2 separate regions of the Homo sapiens genome follow, and region 1 is linked to region 2. A link is a contact called in ENCODE Hi-C or POLR2A ChIA-PET data. All regions are on one chromosome and are shown on one strand. Each heading gives the region's core, a stretch centred on a gene start or an enhancer-like site at or near the end of the contact. The rest is flanking DNA. Distances are from core to core; before and after follow the strand shown. Region 1 holds the start of TM4SF1 (transmembrane 4 L six family member 1). Region 2 holds the start of WWTR1 (WW domain containing transcription regulator 1).

The links. Hi-C counts contacts between places; a loop is a spot of excess contacts on that map. ChIA-PET counts read pairs that join two places held with the same protein, here RNA polymerase II (POLR2A). Pooled maps may share reads with other maps.
Region 1: a loop to region 2 is called in a map of tibial artery, with 3 times the contacts of the local background. The contact joins the promoter of TM4SF1 here to the promoter of WWTR1 in region 2. A Hi-C loop is called at or near these places in 5 of 168 maps with a recorded cell type or tissue (Calu3, PC-3, PC-9 and 2 more) and 10 of 50 pooled maps. POLR2A ChIA-PET finds 5 or more read pairs at or near these places in 4 of 52 experiments (HepG2, MCF 10A, PC-3 and 1 more).

Annotation. Positions count from the first base shown.
Region 1 is chr3:149,376,253-149,381,881 of GRCh38, forward strand. TM4SF1 (transmembrane 4 L six family member 1) reads right to left here and starts at 1,397. Exons shown (of 5, transcript NM_014220.3): 1 at 1,119-1,397. The coding sequence starts at 1,295. TM4SF1-AS1 (TM4SF1 antisense RNA 1) reads left to right here and starts at 1,526. Exons shown (of 2, transcript NR_109810.1): 1 at 1,526-2,063.
Region 2 is chr3:149,655,832-149,660,807 of GRCh38, forward strand. It overlaps WWTR1 (WW domain containing transcription regulator 1), which reads right to left and starts at 2,194. Exons shown (of 7, transcript NM_015472.6): 1 at 1,934-2,194; 2 at 1,045-1,478. The coding sequence starts at 1,475. It overlaps WWTR1-AS1 (WWTR1 antisense RNA 1), which reads left to right and starts at 2,379. Exons shown (of 3, transcript NR_040250.1): 1 at 2,379-2,877; 2 at 3,547-4,488. RefSeq lists enhancers at 2,021-2,600, 2,208-2,277, 2,838-3,047 and a silencer at 2,508-2,667.

The sequences.
Region 1 (5,629 bases), core at 147-2,646, 280 kb before region 2:
CTTAACAATATTAAGCTCTTAAAATATAGTAAATATGAAATACTTCAGGTTCAAGATCGAAAGAAACTTAAGTGTGATGTTATGTTTAAGACAAATAATCATGTTAACATGATAATAATGCTTAAATTTGAGGCAGACGGGCACTGTGGCTCATGCCTGTAATCCCAGCACTTTGGGAGGCCAAGGTAGGAGGGTCACTTGGGCCCATGAGTTCAAGACCAGCCTGGGCAACATGGCGAAACCCCGTCTCATTAAATAAAATAAAATTAAATAAAATCTCATTAAATAAATAATTTAGGGCAGATTTGCCATGCCATAATCAGTGTATTAGGTTTAAATGTTTTACTATCTTTTACTTGATTAAGAAAATTTATCACGTATGGTACCATTCCATAAAATTTCTCCTTAAAATTTTTAATCCCAGCACTTTAAAGTAGCAAACTTAAGTTTGCTCACATTCTTTCCATGCTGTGGTTGAAGCTAATGCTTTCAGCTCCCAGGTTGGCAGGGAAATTCCTCTCACTTCAATCAAAAACAATTCTTGGAAAAAATAACACATTCCACTATTAGCTTCAGACACCGACCTGCTGCTAACTGTAGGGTTTTTCCTAGACGCCACACCCCAGCCTTACATAAAGGAGAAAGCTTAGAGTTCTTTTAAAATAGCAATGCACTCACAATTCATTATTTTTCCCTATCACAGATGGCTGAAAATAAACAGCAGAGAATTTGGATTCAAAACTGTTGATTTAGGCAGAGAACCAGCCAACCCCTTCCGGCTCCCCAGAGCAAATGTTAAATGACTGCCCGTTCTAGTAGAAACTCTATAGTCTCTCAAATCTGATTTAAAAGCGAATATCTGTTTCCTACCTATAGAGTTTAGCAAAAAGGCAGTTCACTTTTAGTTGAAAGAGCATTTTGTAAAACAACATCTCATAAAATTACTACGCTATACTGTACCAATCTCGCTTTTGTATAATCTGCTTTCAAAGGAATGAACAGCAACAAAAAAGTCACTTGATTTAGAAATATGCATTACAAAAAACTTTCCATGAAAATACATAATGAAAACATCTAGGAAACAGGAGAGAATTCAGTAATAATCCTGAATGACTTACCAGCAGGCCACCTCCTACGATGCCAGAAAAGAACCACACGAAGCGGCTGAGGTGGTTTTCGGAGGCATACTTTGTTTCCCCATTGGGAAAGTAAAGCAAAATATTAGCCGCGATGCACAGGAGGGCGAGCCCCACCAGAGAATGTCCGATGCATCGTGCACACTTCCCATAGCACATGGTGGTCTGCTAGGTTTTCTCCCCCTTCTCTTTGTCTTCAGCTCAGTGATACCCCAAATTAGATGAAAGTGTGCCCTTCTGGTGGAGAAAGCAAACACCACTCTCAGCCCATTCCTGCTACCTCTTAAATACTGCGATTCTTAGTCACTGAGGGGATGAGGTACTTTGCTTTCATTGGTCCTAATGGCAGGCTCTGGCTGTGGTGCGAAGAGGCAGGGGGAATGTCCCGCCCTTCAGACGAAATCCTTGGGACAGGCAAAACCAGGGGCAGGATGTGAGAAACAGCCTCAGTCATAGGCAACAGGGAAAATGATTAATCTTGAACAAGGCATTGACTGTGCAACTCCTCCACAAGATAAAGAATCAACAGGAAAGCCTAACATGACTTTCCAGTAACTGCCAAGTGTCCGAGATGCAACAGCCCTGGTTGAGGCTTTGAAAGACAGTGAGCTGTGCCCCTGCTCCATGCAGCTGTCTGGACAGCTTCCAATCTGAGAGCTCTGTGTTCATTTCTACCTTTGTGCTGATTTAATTTACAACCTGGGGCAAATCTCCTGAGCTCATTTCCTTGTCTATTAAATACAAGGTGTCTGAGACGTCTCCCATGGATTTGAGAAGGCTGTTGGGAAAACTACAGAGCAAACTTCTTTACTCTGCCTACAGCAAGCTCTGCAGGATGGATTTCAGTGTTCAGCGTCCCTGGACATCTGCCTCTAAAACAAATCTGCACCACAACAGAGGTGGCATCAGTCAACACAAAGGGCTCAGGTGCTTTTTAAAAATTATTGAGTGTTGCTGTCAGGAAAAGCAATGCCAGGAAGGGCCAAGGAAGGCCTAAAGCATGGGACAAAAATAAAAAGAGGAAGAAGAGAGGGGGAGGAAGAGAATGGGAGAGAAGGAAAGAGGAAAGGAGGAAGGAAGAGAGGAAGGAAAGAAGAGAAGGAGGGAGAGAAGGAGAGAGGGAAAAAGGGAGGAAGGGAGGGAGGGAGGAAGGAAGGAAGGAAAAAAGGAAGGAAGGATGGGGGGAGGGAAGGAAGGAGGGAGAGGGAGAAAAAAATAAGACAAAGGGACTTGGCAAGCAGAGTGGAGAAACAAGGTTCAGAGAAACAGAACTGGCTAGGAGTGTCAGAACCCACACAGAGGTAAACAGATGGTTTACCCAGCCAGATCCTGAGACCAGCTTCCACAGGCTCCCCACACAGGGCAGAGAAAGGGTGTTAGACTAACTTTCTAGGTGGTTACCTTGCAGAAGGAGGGGCTGGGCACTGAATAAATTTATGCCTTGAACAGCAGATTGCACCAGCCAGTGGATGGTGGTGGGAGGTGGACAGGGTGGCCGGGTGGGGCCAGGCCTGGAGGGCCTTGTCACCAGGACAAGATAGAGAGTACAGAAAATAGAAAAGGACCAAGGTAGGGAGGCATTAGCTTAGAAGAAGAAGGTGAATGAGGTTCACGAATCTAGAGTCTGAAGGATTTGGCCCGGAACTAGAGGGCGGGACACATACCAAATTTGAGGAGACCAGCTGTGGTTAGTGATGTGGCATGGGACCGGAGGAGGGCCCAAGAAGTGTGGCCTCAGCACACTAACAGGGGTGAAGCCAGAATCCAGGATGGCCTGAGGAAATAAATCAGTGGAGTTGGGAAGCGTGGAACCACCCACCTGCTCAGGCGGAGGCAGGCAAATCCTCATAAGAGTGTCATTGGGTCACCACTATGTGTCCAACAACAGGGAACGTGTGTTTGGCCCGATGGCTTAGAGACAGGATTCCACTGGTGACAGAGCCTATGGGTGAATGACGGCATCCTTTGTTGAAGCATAATCATTGCAACCCTCCTGTCTGCTGATCTATCCCACCTGGGGCCAAAATGGGGGAAAGTGATGCTTAAACTACTGATATGGTTAGGCTTTGTGTCCCCACCCAAATCTCATCTTGAATTGTAATCCCCATAATCCTCACGTGTCAAGTGAGAGACTGGGGGGAGGGAACTGAATCATGGCAGCAGTTTCCCCCATGCTGTTCTTGTGATAGTGAGTGAGTTCTCATGAGATCTGACAGTTTTATACGGAGCTCTTCCCCCTTCTCTTGATGATTGTCTTTCCTGTTGCCTTGTAAAGAAGGTGTCTTGCGGCCAGGCGCAGTGGCTCACGCCTGTAATCCCAGCACTTTGGGAGGCCGAGGCGGGTGGATCACAAGGTCAGGAGATCGAGACCATCCTGGCCAACATGGTGAAACCCTGTCTCTACTAAAAATGCAAAAATTAGCTGGGCGTGGTGGCGAGCACCTGTAATCCCAGCTACTGGGGAGGCTGAGGCAGGAGAATGGTGTGAACCCGGCAGGCGGAGTTTGCAGTGAGCCGAGATAGCACCACTACACTCCAGCCTGGGTGACAGAGCGAGACTCAGTTTCAAAAAAAGAACAAAACAAAAAGAAGGTGTCTTGCTTCTCCTTCACCTTCCTCTATAATGGAAAGTTTCCCAAGGCTTCCCCAACCATGCAGAACTGTGAGTCAATTAAACTTCTTTCCTTTATACTGGGAAGTGAGGAGCCCCTCTGCCCGGCCAGCCACCCCGTCCAGGAGGGAGGTGGGGGGTCAGCCCCCCGCCCGGCCAGCCGCCCCGTCTCGGAGGGAGGTGGGGGGACAGCCCCCCGCCCGACCAGCCGCCCCGTGCGGAGGGAGGTGGGGGAGCAGCCCCCCGCCCCGCAGCGCCCTGCCGGGAGTGAGGGGGCTCTCCCGGCCGCCCTACTGGGAAGTGAGGGGCCCTCTGCCCGGCCAGCCGCCCCGTCTGGGAGGGAGGTTTGGGGGTCAGCCCCCCGCCCGACCAGCCGCCCCGTCCGGGAGGGAGGTGGGGGAGTCAGCCCCCCGCCCGGCCAGCCGCCTTGTCCGGGAGGTGAGGGGCGCCTCTGCCCGGCCGCCCCTACTGGGAAGTGAGGAGCCCCTCTGCCCGGCCAGCCGCCCCGTCCGGGAGGGAGGTGTGGGGGTCAGCCCCCCGCCCGGCCAGCCGCCTTGTCCGGGAGGTGAGGGGCGCCTCTGCCCGGCCGCCCCTACTGGGAAGTGAGGAGCCCCTCTGCCCGGCCAGCCGCCCCGTCCGGGAGGGAGGTGGGGGAGTCAGCCCCCCGCCCGGCCAGCCGCCTTGTCCGGGAGGTGAGGGGCGCCTCTGCCCGGCCGCCCCTACTGGGAAGTGAGGAGCCCCTCTGCCCGGCCAGCCACCCTGTCCGGGAGGGAGGTGGGGGGGTCAGCCCCCCGCCCGGCCAGCCGCCCCGTCCGGGAGGTGAGGGGCGTCTCTGCCCGGCCGCCCTTACTGGGAAGTGAGGAGCCCCTCTGCCCGGCCACCACCCCGTCTGGGAGGTGTGCCCAACAGCTCATTGAGAACGGGCCAGGATGACAATCGCGGCTTTGTGGAATAGAAAGGGGGGAAAGGTGGGGAAAAGATTGAGAAATCGGATGGTTGCCGTGTCTGTGTAGAAAGAAGTAGACATGGGAGACTTTTCATTTTGTTCTGTACTAAGAAAAATTCTTCTGCCTTGGGATCCTGTTGATCTGTGACCTTACCCCCAACCCTGTGCTCTCTGAAACATGTGCTGTGTCCACTCAGGGTTAAATGGATTAAGGGCGGTGCAAGATGTGCTTTGTTAAACAGATGCTTGAAGGCAGCATGCTGGTTAAGAGTCGTCACCACTCCCTAATCTCAAGTACCCAGGGACACAAACACTACGGAAGGGCAGGGTCCTCTGCCTAGGAAAACCAGAGACCTTTGTTCACTTGTTTATCTGCTGACCTTCCCTCCACTATTGTCCTATGACCCTGCCAAATCCCCCTCTGTGAGAAACACCCAAGAATGATCAATAAAAAAAAAAAAAAACCCTCTCCCCAGAAAAAAGAAACATACATGCTGCAGGATGCTGCTCATACATAATTTTGTCAAAGAAGTCCTTTCTGAAGACCTATTTAGTGAAGATATTCCCCCTATCTCTAGTTATGCTCCATCACATTACTCTGCTGTATTATCATCACAGAATTTATCAGCCTCTGAAGTTATTCTGTGTATTTGCTTGTTTCCTTTTCTGTTGTCATCTTCCCTCCCCTCCCCACTGAGCGCAGACACCTTCTGCCTTGTCCACCATTGTTTCCCCAGTACCTGGAGCATGTCTGGTGCATAATAGGTGCTCAGTAAATAGTATTGAATAGTTGGATGACTAAAATAAGTGAATCTATGAGTTTTTAAGCCTCTTTTTAACCCGGCTGATGCTCCAGTCTCCCCACCCTCAATTTCATTATGCCTCTCTGTGAGCCCAAGATCTACCAGCCACTCACACCATTGCTCCCAGGGCCTA
Region 2 (4,976 bases), core at 944-3,443:
TAAAATTGTACATAGTGTCTTCACTTTTGCACTAAGGCTACTCTACTAAAGAAATATGGGCTTTAAAATGAAGTCTAAGTCAAGTTCTTAGGAGAGGAGTTTCCCTCACTGGCAGTGCAGGCAATCCTGAAACAAGTGGTTAGGCTGGCACAACCTCCATCTTTGATAGCCTGACCCTATGACCTCAATGGAACATTTCAAGTTCCAGCCTGGTTTCTCCTGAGGAATGTAGTTATCTTAGGGTACCACAATTGAAACAACCTCCTCTAGTGTTTGAGAATATATTTTCCTGTGGGGTGTAATTTGAAAATTTCAACTAATGTAAAATTCATGACATCAAAAAGCTGGAACAATGTGAAAGGAAGAAGAGTGACAAAGCAGGCTTGTGATTTGATGGTATTTTAGGTTAACAAGTTTAATGTAATAAAACTCCTAACAATTTCCACACGATTGATTTGTCCAGCCCACAACTACTCCACCACACAGTTGCTAATAACATCACTGTGCTGTGTGGTCATTATGTCACCCAGCTGGGAGCACTATGGCCTACCAACCACTGTTCACTTTTCCAGCTTGCTTTTCCCAAGAAGATAGAAACTGCAGACCACCTACTTCACCAAAAGTCCCTCTGTTCCCCAAGCTTCACAGCTTTTCTCTGATTTATCTCGGTGTCACATCCCAAAGGGCCTGGCTCTGGACTATCTGACTTAGAGTGGCCAAGGAAGGGACTAAGGGTCTGTGCCCAAGAGTTGGCTTCAGTCCTGCAGATTCAAGGCAAAGTCACCTGTGTGTTTTATGGTGGATGAACTTCACCACTGCTTCTGATCCCTGCTTCTGATCCCTTACAATTCCAACACTCAGAGACTCACTCCCTGCTTCCAGCTCTCCATATCTGTGAAATAACCGTGGAAGGACACGCACCATCTCTCTCTTTCTCTCTCTCTCTCTCTCTCTCTCTCTCACACACACACACACACACACACGAACACACGCGCGCGTTGGGCACTGTGACTTGGTGCCTTCTTCGGCTCCAGGCTGACTTACTTGAGGAAGTACCTCTGGCCAGTGGCCGTGAAGGTCATCTCCCAGCCCGGGGGCAGTGGCAGCTCGTCGGTCACGTCGTAGGACTGCTGGCGGAGGTGCGCGTGCTGCTGCGCGGGGCTACCCGCAGCACCCGCGCCGGTGCCCAGCTGCAGGGACGCGGGCGACGAGTGCGAGCGGACATGCTGGGCACCCCCAGCCAGTCGAGGCCCCGGGTGGCCGCCCGACGAGTCGGTGCTGGACTGGCGCGAGTGCGAGCCCGAATCAGGCTCCTTAAAGAAAGACTCCGGCAGGATCTTCTTCCGCCACGAGCTAGGCTTCGGATTCATGACAGAGTTGAAGAGGGCTTCGAGGTCTGTGTCTAGGTCCTGCGTGACGTGGATCACTTGCTGCCCAGGCGGCGGGAGCGGAGGGGGCGCCGAGGCCGGATTCATCTTCTGCAAAAAGAAGGTCAGATCAGCCTTTTATTTAAAGTCGGAGGAAGTGGGTAAGAGGGTTACAGGGTGAGAGGGCGAGATGGTGGGAGAAAGAATAGAGGGAAAAGGAAACGAGGAGACAGATAATTGCCCGCCTGGAGATCCCAGACACTCAGCGGTAAGACCAGCAGGATGGGGGAGGGGTCCCTCCTGGCCTCGAGAATTATGCAACTTTCTTGAAGCAAAGAAGTTGCCTGGAGGAGGAGAAGATAGGGCGAGGGGTGGAGGGAATAACTGCACTCGGGGCTTGCTGAACCGCAGGATGGCAAAGGAAAGGTCGCACGATTCCAGGACAGGCAGCCCCCCGAAAGAAGTTCAGCCCGAGCCAACTCCACCACGTCTCGACTCCGGAAGCCCGAGGAGCCTGGAGCCCTGGAGTGGTGCCGGATGAGCGCGCGAGCTCCAGCGGGCACTACCTGGGCGGGCAGCGAAGCTGAGCCTGAGCGCGCGGCGGCCGCCGTCCCGCCCGAACTTGCCGTCGGGCCTGGGTCGCTCGGGTGAGTCCCGAGATTGCGGAGCTGGAGCCGAGGCTTGGCTGACAAATCCCGACCCGACTCTGTGCCTGGCAGTCTAAGGGCTTCGGCTCTCACATCCCCCGAGCTGGCCTAAGGCGCTAGTGCTGGGCGAAAAGGAGGCGCAGGAGAAGCAGACAGCGCGGCCGCAGCAGCTCCCGGACTGTCCCATAAACAAAGTTTGGAGCAAACTCCCACCCCCAGGAAAGAGGCGGGCCCGAAAGTTGAGCTGTTGAATTATGTATGACCTCCTAGTCCCTAGCCGGCCAGCCCCCGCTCGCCCCTCCTCTTCCTCCTCCTCCTCCTCCCACCTCGGCTCCAGAAAACCCTGGGCGTGATGGGTACTTTACTGGGTAAGAGGAGACGGGTGCCCCCCACCCACTCCTCCCGGCCGCGCGGACCTCTCCCGCTCAGACCTGCATCTGCATTCCTTTGAGTTTACCACGGACTTGGGGCGGGATCAAAGGGAAAGTGGCCTGAGCCTGTTTCATCAAGGGGTTGTGGACCGAAACCAAGGCCGGGGGTGGCGGAGGGCACGCGGATGAGGGGCTCAGGCCTAGGAAGGGCCGGTCCTGGACACCGCGCCCTCCCCTGCAGCCAGGCGCCGAGGCCTGCAGCACCCGGAGCGCCGCACTGACCCGCGATTCTGCCCGAAGGCCGGCCCGGGTGCGCCCCGGCGCGGGGAGACACCAACAAGGCCAGCTTTTCCACGAGAGGCTGCTTAGCTCTTGTGACCATATTTGGTCTGGCGAGGAGGCATCTTGGCTGCCTGGCTCTCAATTGTCTGCTAGAGCACAGACGGTGCCCAGAAAGTGCCTCTGTCACTGGAGATGCGGCTTCGCCAACGGGTGGGTTGTAAACAAACAACTTTCAAACCATTCATCAATCCTTAATTTCCTCTACGGGGGTGACTCAGGCCACTAGAGATTGAGAAGAAAAAGCTGGGTGTTGGAAGAGAAGAGCAATTGCACCCCCCTCCCCCGCAACATCCGTGAGGGTTGTGGGAGGATTGGAATGTCCCTGCCGCCCTCCGGGGAGCCTGGAGCCGGGATGGAACCCGAGCAGGTGGCTGGAAGTAGAGAGGGTGCGCCAGTGACCCGAAAAAAGCCACCCACCTTCCCACCAACTAGATCTGGGCGAGGGATGGAGACCCCCTGCCTCTAGCTAAGGGAAGAAGGTCAAGTCTGGCGAAACAGCTGCGGGAAGTAGGAGGAGGCCTTGCCCTTCAGAGCAGCTCAATTTCTTTTCTCTCTGGTTGCCTCTCCACTGAGGGGAAAGGGTGGGGGGAGATGGCGAGGTAAGCCAAATTCCAGGAAGCCCCTACTCCACCCCATTTGATTCAAATAGGAGTTTATTAAGTAAATCAAACGAGACAATGTAAAGCACTTCGCACAGCACCGGGCTGGTTACGTAAGTGTTTGTTAAATAAAAGAGAACTGTATGTTCTTCAAGTTCACGTATTGTGCCTTAATTTTTTTTTTTTTTTTTTTGAGTGACGTCTCCCTCTTGTCCCCCAGGCTTGAGTGCAATAGCTCCATCTCAGCTCACTGCAACCTCCGCCTCCCGGGTTCAAACGATTCTCCTGCCTCTGCCTCCCAAGTAGCTAGGATTAAGACGCCTGCCACCACGCCCAGCTAATTTTTGTATTTTTTAAAAGCAAAAATGGGGTTTCACCATGTTGGCCAGGCTGGTCTCAAATCCTGACTTCAGGTGATCCGCCCGCCTCAGGCTCCCAAAGTGCTGGGATTACAGGCATGAGCCACCGCGCCCAGCCTGCCTTAATATTTTTACAGGGTAAAATAAAGTCGAAGTTAAAATCTGGAGCTGCCTTGGAGGAGAAAAGTTTAAGGAAAAGACAAGGCCACTCATAGTTTTGCCTCGGAAAAGGTAGAATTTTGGGGCCACTCCCTGAATGGCTGCATCCATATCCAAAACAGAACCACCAAAGTGAGCCACTTCCCCTGTTATCTGTACTTGGAGGTGGCTCCAATTCCAGACTCCTCATAGACTGGAAGAAATTAGGGCCATCTTAGACTAAGGCAGGCATACACGTATCATCCTTTTTTTTTTTTTTTTGAGATGGAGTCTCACTCTATTGCCCAGGATGGAGTGCAGTGGCATGATCGCGGCTCACTGCAACCTCTGCCTCCCTGGTTCAAGCAATTATCCTGCCTCAGCCTCCCGAGTAGCTGGGATTCTGTGCAGCAAGTCCTCTGCCCATAGGACTGGCAAAAGGAAAGGGGAAACTAGCACAGGTCACTCCTTGGAAAGTAGAATCTTTGCAAGCTACTCTCAGAAGCCATCACAGTTGCAACAACAGGGGAAATAAGCTATCGAACAAGAGGAAGTGACTGGAACCTAATGATACTAATTCAGAAGTCACAAGGCTGACTTGATGATTAAAAGATGAAAACTTGAGGCCAGCCCTACTCTAGGAAAGTCCTCACTCCCGAAGAAAGGTGAGAATCAGGGTTGGAATTAGATGGGCAGTGAGAATCTGGGTTGGAACTGGATGGGCAAGGATGCAGTCTTCGTTTCTTTCCAAGCTTCAAGAAATAGATAGTGCAACAGATAAAGTAGATGTATGAAACGGAAATTGCCCTTAACACAGGATAACTGAAAAACTCCCAGTTCCCAAATAGCATATAAGATGTAATAGTGAATAATTCAAAAGATTTGCTGTTGTCCCAGCCATTCCAACAACAGCTTCAGATTAAATAACATTTACAGATGTCTTGTATGTATCAGGTACTGCCCGTAAGAGGCAGCACAGTGGATAAGTGTATAATTTCTGGAACAAAACAGCTGAGTCACTTCAGACAAGACATTTAAGCTCTCTATTCTTGGGTTTCCTCCTTTGTAAATTAGGGACAATAACAGTACCCACCCCACAGGATTCTAGGTGAAAACACATACACATTTTATTTGTTGATATTTGATTTAGAAC